Regions from separate parts of the Homo sapiens genome. Here region 2 is linked to region 1. Evidence: chromatin loops called from intact Hi-C (ENCODE). Cell type or tissue: endothelial cell of umbilical vein. All regions are shown on one strand. Links, peaks and the distances in the headings refer to the core of each region. The heading gives the core; the rest is flanking DNA. Region 1 has its middle 17 kb from the start of LINC00477. Region 2 has its middle 130 kb from the start of SOX5-AS1.

Region 1 (5,391 bases), core at 239-5,238:
TTGATCCTCACAAAAACCCTATATGGTTGAGAGGTTAGATATGATAAAACTTAATTTTACAGTAGAAAATCAGACTCAGAGAAGTTTTAAGATCGGTCAGAAGCTACATAAAGCTCAAATTTGTAGCTATGTATGCGTTTGTAAAACCATTATGAGCCATATAGGGAAGGAGAAAAATGAAGAGTGATTTAGAAGTGGTGAGTAAACAATTTTGACTGAAACAGAAGCCTTAAAATGAGTGGCTATACATAAAAAGATGGCAAAATAGACATGGACAATTTTTATTTATTTATTTATTTTTATTTATTATACTTTAAGTTCTGGGATATATATGCAGAACATGTAGGTTTGTTACATAGGTATACATGTGCCATGGTGGTTTGCTGCACCCATCAACCCGTCATCTACATTAGGTATTTCTCCTAATGTTATCCCTCCCCTAGCCTCCACCCCCGCCGACAGGCCCCGGTGTGTGATGTTCACCTCCTTGTGTCCATGTGTTCTCATTGTTCAACCCCCACTTATGAGTGAGAACGTGCCGTGTTCGGATTTCTGTTTCTGTGTTAGTTTGCTGAGAATGATAGTTTCCAGCTTCATCCATGTCCTAGCAAAGGACATGAACTCATCCTTTTTTCATGGCTGCTTAGTATTCCATGGTGTATATGTGCCAGATTTTCTTTATCCAGTCTATCATTGATGGGCATCTGGGTTGGTTCCAAGTCTTTGCTATTGTGTACAGTGCTGCAATAAACATACATGTGTACCATGCTAAGGAGTTAGGATTTTCTCTGAAGCTCAGCAGGGTCAAAGGCCTGTGGCAGCACAAATTGTAATTGAGGTACAAGAAGGGTCTGAAGCTAAGTTTTAGAAGTCTTTACATTGCACCAAAAGTGTGAACAACATGATCAAAATGATACTATAGTGGCAGTTTTCAGAAGGGTTAGGAAGGCAAAAAACACTGACAGCAGGGAAATAAGTTGGTAATATATTAACTTAGAATGAGATGGCACACAGGGAAGAACAACAGGATTGTAAAAGGAGACTGAAAACAAAAAAACGTGGTCAATAATGCAATATGGGACGTGAGAATGAGATTGGAATGTATAGGAAGGTGATTTTGAGGTTTCAGGTCTTGTGTTTGTAACCACTTAACAAAATTAGAGGAGTTGGTTTGATCAAGATGATGAAATTCTCAACTTTAGACTTGCTGAACACGTACATCTTAGTATGTTGAGCATTTTCTCCATGAAACTAACTGGATTCTGCCACTAAAGCATTTAGTGCATAACATTTTTTAAATGCTAATGAAAATTTGTTCTCAACCAATGAAATGACTCTAGAGAATCCTGTATTTCCGAAGTCGACTTCCCTTTTTCAAGGCAGCTTTTGCATACTTCACCAGTTGTGGTTGGGGTTGGACACCTGTGGGGACCACCATTGCCAGTTTTAGGCAAAGCTGTGAAGTAGCAGAGTCGGATTTGGCAAATGTCTTTTCCCTTTCCTGTGCCTCTTTCCCTGCTTTGGGTACTACTACCAGCTTGGTATTCTGCTGCTAACCGGAGGTGGCCACTCAAGGACACTCCTCAAGATTTTCACCACATAGAAGCATGCATGACATGTAGATGGTGGTCTATAAATTTCAGTGGTAGGCATAAAAGAGGTGAGTGAATGAATGAAAAAAATTAATGAATGAATAAAACATCTGACAATTCATATGCTTGAAGATGTTGAGTAATTTGGGCATCCCTCTCTAAATTATTTGTGTTAAAAACATTCATCTGAAGATGTACACTAATAGAAGGAATTATTACTGGCAGATTTCACATGACAATGAAGACTGAATTTAGAGAGCAAGAGCCTCTATTCCAACTTTAAAGCACATGATAAAGACAATCATCTCCACCCAAGAGTTGACTCCTTTTGACAGAGGTCCTCATTTTGTTTGATGCCACCCATTATTTAGCCATTGTTGGGGAAATGAAATTATATTACATAAAAATAAAATTGTGTCTAATGGGTAGCAGCAGCTACCTAAAATATGGCCTAAAATATGGTTCCACTGTCAATAACTCTCTTTACCATATGCAATCTGAGTAGCCACGGTCTGATGTAAATGTCAGTTTTCACCGTGCCTTCCTAGTATGCTGGGAGATTCCACTCACCAGAGTTGCCAAATAGCATAGCCCAGGACCGTCAATATGACAATTTAATTTGGGCTTCTGTTGCTTCTGTTAGTCATTGACGAGAGAGCCTTGACTAAAAATGGAACCAAGTCTCAAGTTCTGTTAGTAGCACTGTACAGAAATAAATTATATAATGTTCATGGTGGCTGATTTTTATTGCTTTGAAGCAAACATGTTAATAATGTTTCTTTTAATCAGTGATGAATAGATGCATAATAAATATTTGGAAACAGTTCTAATGGAGAGCCAGGTATTTCCATTTCTCTGACTCCCTCTAATTTTTGATTTGTGACTGGAATTCTTGAGAGTGACTTAGTTTCCAGTCCTACTTGAATAATGGCTTTTTTTTTTCAGAGTTTGGGTGCTTCTGCTTGTGGCTGTGCATGTGGCTAAGAACAGGAAACACTGTTGAGGGGACGGAAAGAGCATTAATCAAGTGTTCTGAATCACCAAAGAATTTGAATGAAATGTTGCTGTTAGTTATGCCAGATTTTAATGGCATTCCCTGGATGACTATGTAGTTGTTATTACTCATATCCTTGGTTAAAATGATGAGTTTGTGTATATAAAAAAAACTATACATGTAATTTTAGTATCCAAACATGTATGAGTGTGGATTTTGAGTGCAAAAATAAGAATGGTAAAGTATGCATTATGTGAGTCTCATAACTCACAAAGTGCCAATGCATCAGACTCCAAGATGTGACTGCTAAGTTAAAGAACAACATGCTTAGACAATAAGTACAACATTATGTTTATTCATTAATTTGTATTTTAAATATGTTTAATAGAACAGGGTATTTTTGTAAGTATCTTCAAGTACAACAAACCATTAATAAATAAAATCACAATCATAAATATTAAAATACACATTCTCAATAGGTTTTAATACCCTTTACAAATGTACAGTTTTGGCCAGGTGCGGTGGCTCACTCCTGTAATCCCAGTACTTTGGGAGGCCGAGGCGGGCGGATCACGAGGTCAGGAGATTGAGAACAACCTGGCTAACACGGTGAAACCCTGTCTCTACTAAAAATACAAAAAAAAAAAAAAAAAAAAAAAAAAATTAGCCGGGCGTGGTGGCGGGCGCCTGTAGTCCCAGCTACCTGGGGAGGCTGAGGCAGGAGAATGGCATCAACCTGGGAGGCAGAACTTGCAATGAGCTGAGATCGCGTCACTGCACTCCAGCCTGGGCGACAGAGCGAGATTCCGTCTCAAAAAAAAAAAAAAAAGTACAGTTTTATTTAATTGGTGCCTATTTTGATATCTGAAGCCTTATATTTTTGATATCTAACCGTGTGACAAATCTTGGAGAAGGAGTAACTGAAGTTCCTATTACTTGCCAAGAATAGCAAGTTTAATGGATTTCAGAAAATAAATAAATAAAATAATAAAACTTGAAGTTTGATGTCATTCAACTTGTTTTACAAGGAAATTTAGGCCTCAAGTTTGTGTACTCCAGTAGATATATATATATATATATATATAGAGAGAGAGAGAGAGAGAGAGAGAGAGAGAGAGAGACTCCAAAACCATAGATGGATTTATGTATTTAAAAATAATTTTAAAATTTTGTTTATGAGTATTAATTCCTTTAAAATTACAAAGCAACCTAGTTCTTCACGGAATCAAATACTCAATAGAACATATTTAATATCATTTCACATGGGACTCACCTATTAAAAACTTCAGTGTTTAAGTGTTGTTTATAATCACATCTCTTGGAGGTTCTCAGTGTCAACGCCCCAAGGTTCACATCTCGTTTTGTTTTATTTATTTATTTATTATTTATTTATTTATTTTTTTGAGACGGAGTCTTGCTCTGTAGCCCAGGCTGGAGTGCGGTGGCGCGATCTCGGCTCACTGCAAGCTCCGCCTCCCGGGTTCACGCCATTCTCCTGCCTCAGCCTCCCAAGTAGCTGGGACTGCAGGTGCCCGCCACCGCACTCGGCTAATTTTTTTTTGTATTTTTAGTAGAGACAGGGTTTCACCGTGGTCTTGATCTCCTGACCTCGTGATCCACCCGCCTCGGCCTCCCAAAGTGCTGGGATTACAGGCGTGAGCCACCGCGCCCGGCCTGTTGTTTTATTATAGAAACAGAAATAGAGATCCTTTATTTATGTTGAAATCTCCTAATCAGGACCCCTTGCCACAATAAACAATGAGGTGCGTAAGTAAGAAAGAAAAAGTCTATGTAAAGAGACAAATATAATTATCTACATTGCAAGTTTACTTTTAAAAGAGCCTGAAATATAAAATGGCAAATAATAAAAATAAATATAACAAATAATAAAAATGCTTTTCAGTTTTATGTCTGGTTAAGTGTGAGAAATATATATATATATGAAGTAAAAATAGGTGTGAAGAAATGAAAACATAAGCAACGTTAGAGATCCCCTAATGTAGGGGAGGACCTAGAAAAAAGACGGAAGGGGTGATCAACCTGCATTAACAGACTTTCAGGGAATAATATTCTAATTATATTGTTTTAGGATGTTGCTGAGATTTTAAAATCACATTGCAAATTTATAACCTTGAACATAAACAGGTAGCTACATCTAAGTATTTTTCCACCCAGATTAACTAGTTCTGAGAGAACTGGAGGCTAGGACTTGCTCACAGAACTGAAGTTCCTTATTCCTCTTACTAGAAAAACAAACAAACAAACAAACAAAAAAAGATGGTCCAATCTTTGGCCTGGAAGTTGGAATTAAGCTCATGCAAACCTGAAAATGTTGCTTTCTCTCATCATTAGGTAGCCTAAGGCAAAGGGAGAGAAAGTTCACCTTATATGTGCCTTTTCCTTAAGTACTATCTCCCCTGCAGCAGGATGACTTTGCGTTGAATATCTAGGTGCATCATTGTGTTGTTAATTTCTCCGTTTTCTCCTCTGTGGCCACTGTACTTTGGTATAGGGCTGTCAGAAAGAAAAACACACGGCATGGGCTTAGCATCTGGCTGAAGCCTAAATAAGCAGCACTGCCAGACATCAGAATATATCATTACTGTGATAGTTATGTTTAAATGTGTGGTGGTGCCATTGAAGTTAAGCTCAAAGTTAGCTATGAAAATACTGTGCAGAAAAGGTTGAAATATTGACATTTCTAAAAAAAAAAATCTAGTAGAACTGTACCTCCAGTAGTCTTCAGAATTATTTTAATTAGCTTTACCTACTTCCTAATTTGCTAGCTGCCTATTTCTTATTTTA
Region 2 (5,391 bases), core at 327-5,326, 250 kb before region 1:
AAATGCGGGAAAACGAACGTCATCCATGCATTTAGGGAAATTTTCCCAGAATCCTTCCATATTACTGATAATCTGAGACAAATGTCATGTGAGATGTGGTAAGAAAAGTCAGATGAGAAGTCTTTTAGAACCATTGTGCCAAGCTGAACCTTGAATAGCAGGGAAAAATATTTCAAAGGAGGATAAAATTTCCAAACATATATGAAATAGAAAAATGTACTATGCAGAATATAGCATAAATGTATTCACAGTCTATTCAAATGGATAGGTCTTCTTCAGAGTTATCAATACTTTATTTTTGGAGTACTTTTTTTTTTTTTTTTGAGATGGAGTCTCACTCTGTTGCCTAGGCTGGAGTGCAGTGGCGTGATATCAGCTCATTGCAACCTCCGCCTCCCAGATTCAAGCAATTCTCCTGCCTCAGCCTCCCCAAGTAGCTGGGACTACAGGTGCGTGCCACCATGTCCAGCTAATTTTTGTACTTTTAGTAGAGACGGGGCTTCACTATGCTGGCCGGGCTGGTCTCAAACTCCTGACCTTGTGATCCACCCGCCTTGGCCTCCCAAAGTGCTCGGATTACAGGCATCAGTTACCGTGCCTGGCTTTTTCTTTAATTGACAAAATTTGTAAAAATTTGTGGTGTACACCGCATGTTCTCACTCATAGGTGGGAATTGAATAATGAGAACACTTGGACACAGGAAGGGGAACATCACACACCAGGGCCTGTCGTGGGGTGGGGGGATGGGGGAGGGACAGCACTAGGAGATATACCTAATGTAAATGACGAGTTAATGGGTGCAGCACACTAACACGGCACATGTATACATATGTAACAAACCTGCACGTTGTGCACATGTACCCTAGAACTTAAAGTATAATAAAAAAAAATTGTGGTATACAACCTGATGTTTGATAAATACAGTCAGCCCTCCATATTTGTGGGTTCTGCATTCATGGATTCAGCAATCTAGGATAGAAAATATTTGGGGAAAAAAATTCCAAAGTTCCAAAAAGCAAAACTTGCATTTGCCATGCACCAAGTACTAAGTTGAATCCATGTGAATGAAGTGATGTACAGGCATTGTATTTGCTAGTATATGTTAATCTAGATATAATTTAAAGTATAAGGGAGGACGTGCAATACTATACCATTTTATATCAAGGACCTTGAGCATCCTTGAAATTTGGTATCTGCTGGGGTGCTGGAACCAATCCTTCAAGGATAACCAGGGATGACTACACACACTATGGAACAGCTAAATCAAGCTAATTAATATGTGCATTACCTCACATGCTTATTTTTTTGTGATGAGAACACTTAAAATCTACTCTCTAAGCAATTTTCAAGCAAAAAAAATTCTCATTAACTATAATCACAATAATATACAATAGAATTTCTTGAAATCAGAGTTATCAATTCTTTAAATAATGACATTTTCATCATAGGAAATAAATGTGTAAGGGGATTTAACGATAAAATATGTTTGAATTTAAGCAACTTTCACTTTTTAAAAACATACTTAAGAAAATGTATCTAAATGATGACAGCTGCCACTTTGACAAACTTTTAAATTCTGTATGTTAACAACTGTAGGATGTGACTACAGTATTAAACTATCTGTCATGAATTGGCACTGCTAAGTGCAGTGCTAGACAGGTTTTAGCAAAGTTAGCAATACTAATTACTTAAACTAGGGCCTCCAGAGTCTCTGAAATCACTGTAGTAAGGATTGATGAACCGACCTGGCCCCAGAAAACTTCCAGAGATGCTTTGAAGTACTTTCAAGTATAAAATGAATGCAGTGTGTTAAGTAGTGGTTCACTGCTATTTTGCCAAGACAGACGGATATAAAGGGAATTTTTTTCAGGTTGCAATTTCTTCAGAGATAATACAGCTAATCAAAAAAAAAAAAAAAAAAAAACAGAAATTCACCAAGTTAACACACCACTTCTGAATATTTTTAAAATGAGTCTTTGTGCAATGAGAGATATTTGAATCATGGCATTAAGAAGTGTGCCAATTACCAGTTTCAAAATAAAATGGATACTCTAAAGTTTGCGATCTCCTAAGACACAGAGTCTTTGGAAATAAAGCCAAAATGTCATGATAATGCAGTCCCAAATTCTTGTATGTCTACTGGTCCTTCTATAACCAGACCCCGCCTACCTTGCTTCAAGCTCATCACATGCCTCTATGTTGCAGCTCTATTGACTCCTATTTATTTATTTATTTATTTATTTATTTATTTGTTGAGATGGAGGCTCACTCTGTTGCCCAGGCTGGAGAGCAGTGGCGTGATCTTGGCTCACTGTAACCCCTACCTCCCAGGTTCAAGTGATTCTCCTGCCTCAGCCTCCCGAATAGCTGGGATTACAGGCACATGCTACCATGCCTGGCTAATTTTTGTACTTTTAGTAGAGGCGGTGTTTCACCATGTTGGCCAGGCTGGTCTGGAACTCCTGACCTCAGGTGACTCTGCCTGACTTGGCCTCCCAAAGTGCTGGGATTGCAGGCATGAGACACCACACCCAGCCTGCTCTGTTGACTTCTGATATGCTTTGGCTGTGTCCCCCTCAAATCTTATCTTGAATTGTAGCTCCCATAATCCCCATGTGTCATGGGAGGGACCCAGTAGGAAGTAATTGAATCATGGGGGCGGGTTTTCTCATGCTGTTCTTGTGATAGTAAGTCTCATGAGATCTCATGGTTTTATAAAGGGCAGTTTCCCTACACATGCTCTCTTGCCTGCTGCCATGTAAGACATGCCTTTGCTCCTTCTTCACCTTCCACCATGACTGTGAGGCCTCTCCAGCCATGTGGAACTGTGAGTCCATTAAACCTCTTTCCTTTATAAATTACCCAGTCTCAGGTACGCCTTTATTGGCAGTGTGAGAATGGACTAATACAGCTTCCTTTTCATTTAAACATACCCAGCTCTTTCTCAACTGACGGATTTAGATTTGTGGATCCCTCTGTCTGGAGATATTTCGCTCCTTGGCTTTTGACGGAGCTGGCTTCTCAGCATGGTTCATGTCTCAGAGACGTCTTTGCTAAACAATTCATCTAACTCATCCCCTCTCCCCAGTTCCCCTCTGTCTGTACTTCCTTTAAAAAACTGTTCATGTGGTAAAATATGCAGAACACAAAAAGTACCACCTTAACCATTTTTAAGTGGACTGTTTAGTCACATTAAGTACATTCATATTGCTGTGCAACCAATCTCCAGAACTTTTTCATCCTTCAAAACTGAAGGTCTATAGCCCTTTGACAATAAGTCAATTTTCTCTCCTCCCTCCACCCCCTGGCAACCACCATTCTGTCTGTCTCTATGATTTTGACTGCTTTAGGTACCCCACATAAATGGAATACTCTCAAAGACAGTATTTGTCTTTTAGTGACTAGCTTATCTGACTTAGCATCATTTCCTCAAGGCTTATTCATATAATAGCATGTGTCAGAATTTCCTTCCTTTTTAAAGCTGAGTAATATTCTGTTGTATGTACATAACACCTTTTGTTTATCCATTTATCCACCAATGGACACTTTGGTTGCCTCTACTTTTAGCTATTGTAAATTATGCTTTCATTAACATAAATGTACAAATAGCTCTTTGAAACCTTGCTTTCAATTCTTCTGGAGATATATACACAGAAGGGGGATTGCTGGATTGTATGGTAAATAATATGTTTAACTCTTTGAGGGACTGCTGTACTGTGTTAGACAGCAGCTATATCATTTTACATTCCCACCCACAGTGCATACGAGTTCCAATTTCTCCACATCTTTGCTGACACTTTTTCTTTCTATATTTCCATTTTAGCATGTTTCTATCTACCTTTGCTCATGCATTCATTTTCTTATTTCTGGGGCAGTTTTGGAGACAAAATTGCCAAAGGAGATTGAGAAACCAATCTAAAAGATGGAACAGATTCTTTCTGAAATGGTTTTGATGTAGTCTGTAATTAAAACAGGCAACAGAATCAAGGAAAATTTAATATCCTATTCATTGAGCACTGACTATTGAAAGTGCCAACACTGAAAAGGCTCTTGTTTGTTCCTTCTGTAGAAACCTTAGAACTTAGTAGGGCGTAGGGCCCAGCCAGCACAGAGATCTGCTCCCTCTTTCTTACTTGCTCCAGTGACTTTGGTCATTTTTTGTTTGTTTGTTCTGTTTTGTTTTGTTTTGCTTTGAGACAGGGTATTACTCTGTGGGCCAGGATGGAGTGTGTCTTACTCTGTCACCCAGGATGGAGTGCACGATCACAGCTCACTGCAACCTCAACCTCCCAGGCTCAAGAATCCTCCCACCTCAGCCTTCCGAGTAGGTGGGCCTATAGGCACGTGCCACCATGCCCAGCTAATTTTTGTATTTCTTATAGAGATGGGTTATTCCTGTGTTGGCCAGGCTGGTCTCAAACTCCTGGGCTCAAGCGAGCCTCCTGCTTTGGCCTCCCTTAGTGCTGAGACTACAGGCATGAGCCACTGCGCCTGGCCTGGTCAGCTTTTAACCTTAGCTTTTTTATGAGAAAAATGGAGATAAGGGAATCCACTTATGGAGGTGGTGTGTATATGTGTGTGAGCATTAAATGACCATATCTAGGACATAGAACACACTAAATAAGGCTAGGTGCAGTGGTTCATGCCTGTAGTCCTAGCTTTTTGGGAGGCCAAGGCAGGTGGATCACTTGAGGCCAGTAGTTCAAAACTAGCCTGGCCAACATGACGAAACCCTGTCCCTACTTAAAATATAAAAATTAGCCGAGTATGATGGTGCACACACGCCTGTAATCCCAGCTACCTGAGAGGCTGAGGCATGAGAATTGCCTCGAGCCCAGGAGCTGGAGGTTGCAGTGAGCTGAGTTCATACCACTCCATTCCAGCCTGGGCAACAGAGCAAGAGCGAGACTCTATCTCAAAAAAGAAAAGAAAAGAAAAGAAAGAACTCAATAAGTGGTAGATATTACCTCAAATTATACAACTGATTATCCTTTATATTGTTATACTACAGGATTTTTCCATGCAGTCTGGAAATTTACATACCATCTATCTACTGTCTTGTAGAGTATCTAGATTAAATTAAAATTTAAAAAAACTATATAAACTTGCTCAGCAGTCACGATTCTGTACTTTATCATCTGTACCCCCATCTCTGTCTTGTAGACCATTGTATTCCCAGCCTAGCAAAAAAATTTGACCCAGAACAGACACGTAAATTATCGAATATCTCTATCAGTGATTATAAATATGCCTCCTAGTTATATATGGGAATATTCCAGTGACTCCTAGAAAAAGAGTTAAGAATTTGAAAGGAGTTCTGAAATCTTTCTAAGAGGCAGTGCCAGATCATTAGCAGTTTGTAGAGAGGCAGTGAATTGGAGTGGCCTTTAG

What was found. A loop is a pair of places that touch in the nucleus more often than their neighbours do. Peaks named below come from ENCODE experiments on the same cell type or tissue, not always from the same donor. Only the 100,000 strongest peaks of a DNase experiment are listed, where the experiment ranks them.
Region 2: it touches region 1 in a loop (9-fold over the local background); 3 of 110 quality-filtered maps call a loop at or near these places.

The regions. Positions count from the first base shown.
Region 1 is chr12:24,598,534-24,603,924 of GRCh38, forward strand. No RefSeq gene overlaps it. Among named protein-coding and RNA genes, the nearest start is that of LINC00477, 17 kb to the left of the region's middle. In endothelial cell of umbilical vein, for the core only: no CTCF peak of the experiment used is centred there; a DNase peak (open chromatin) is centred at 2,638; H3K27ac peaks cover 962 bases.
Region 2 is chr12:24,346,147-24,351,537 of GRCh38, forward strand. It overlaps a transcript of SOX5 not described here. Among named protein-coding and RNA genes, the nearest start is that of SOX5-AS1, 130 kb to the left of the region's middle. In endothelial cell of umbilical vein, for the core only: no CTCF peak of the experiment used is centred there; a DNase peak (open chromatin) is centred at 3,405; H3K27ac peaks cover 1,668 bases.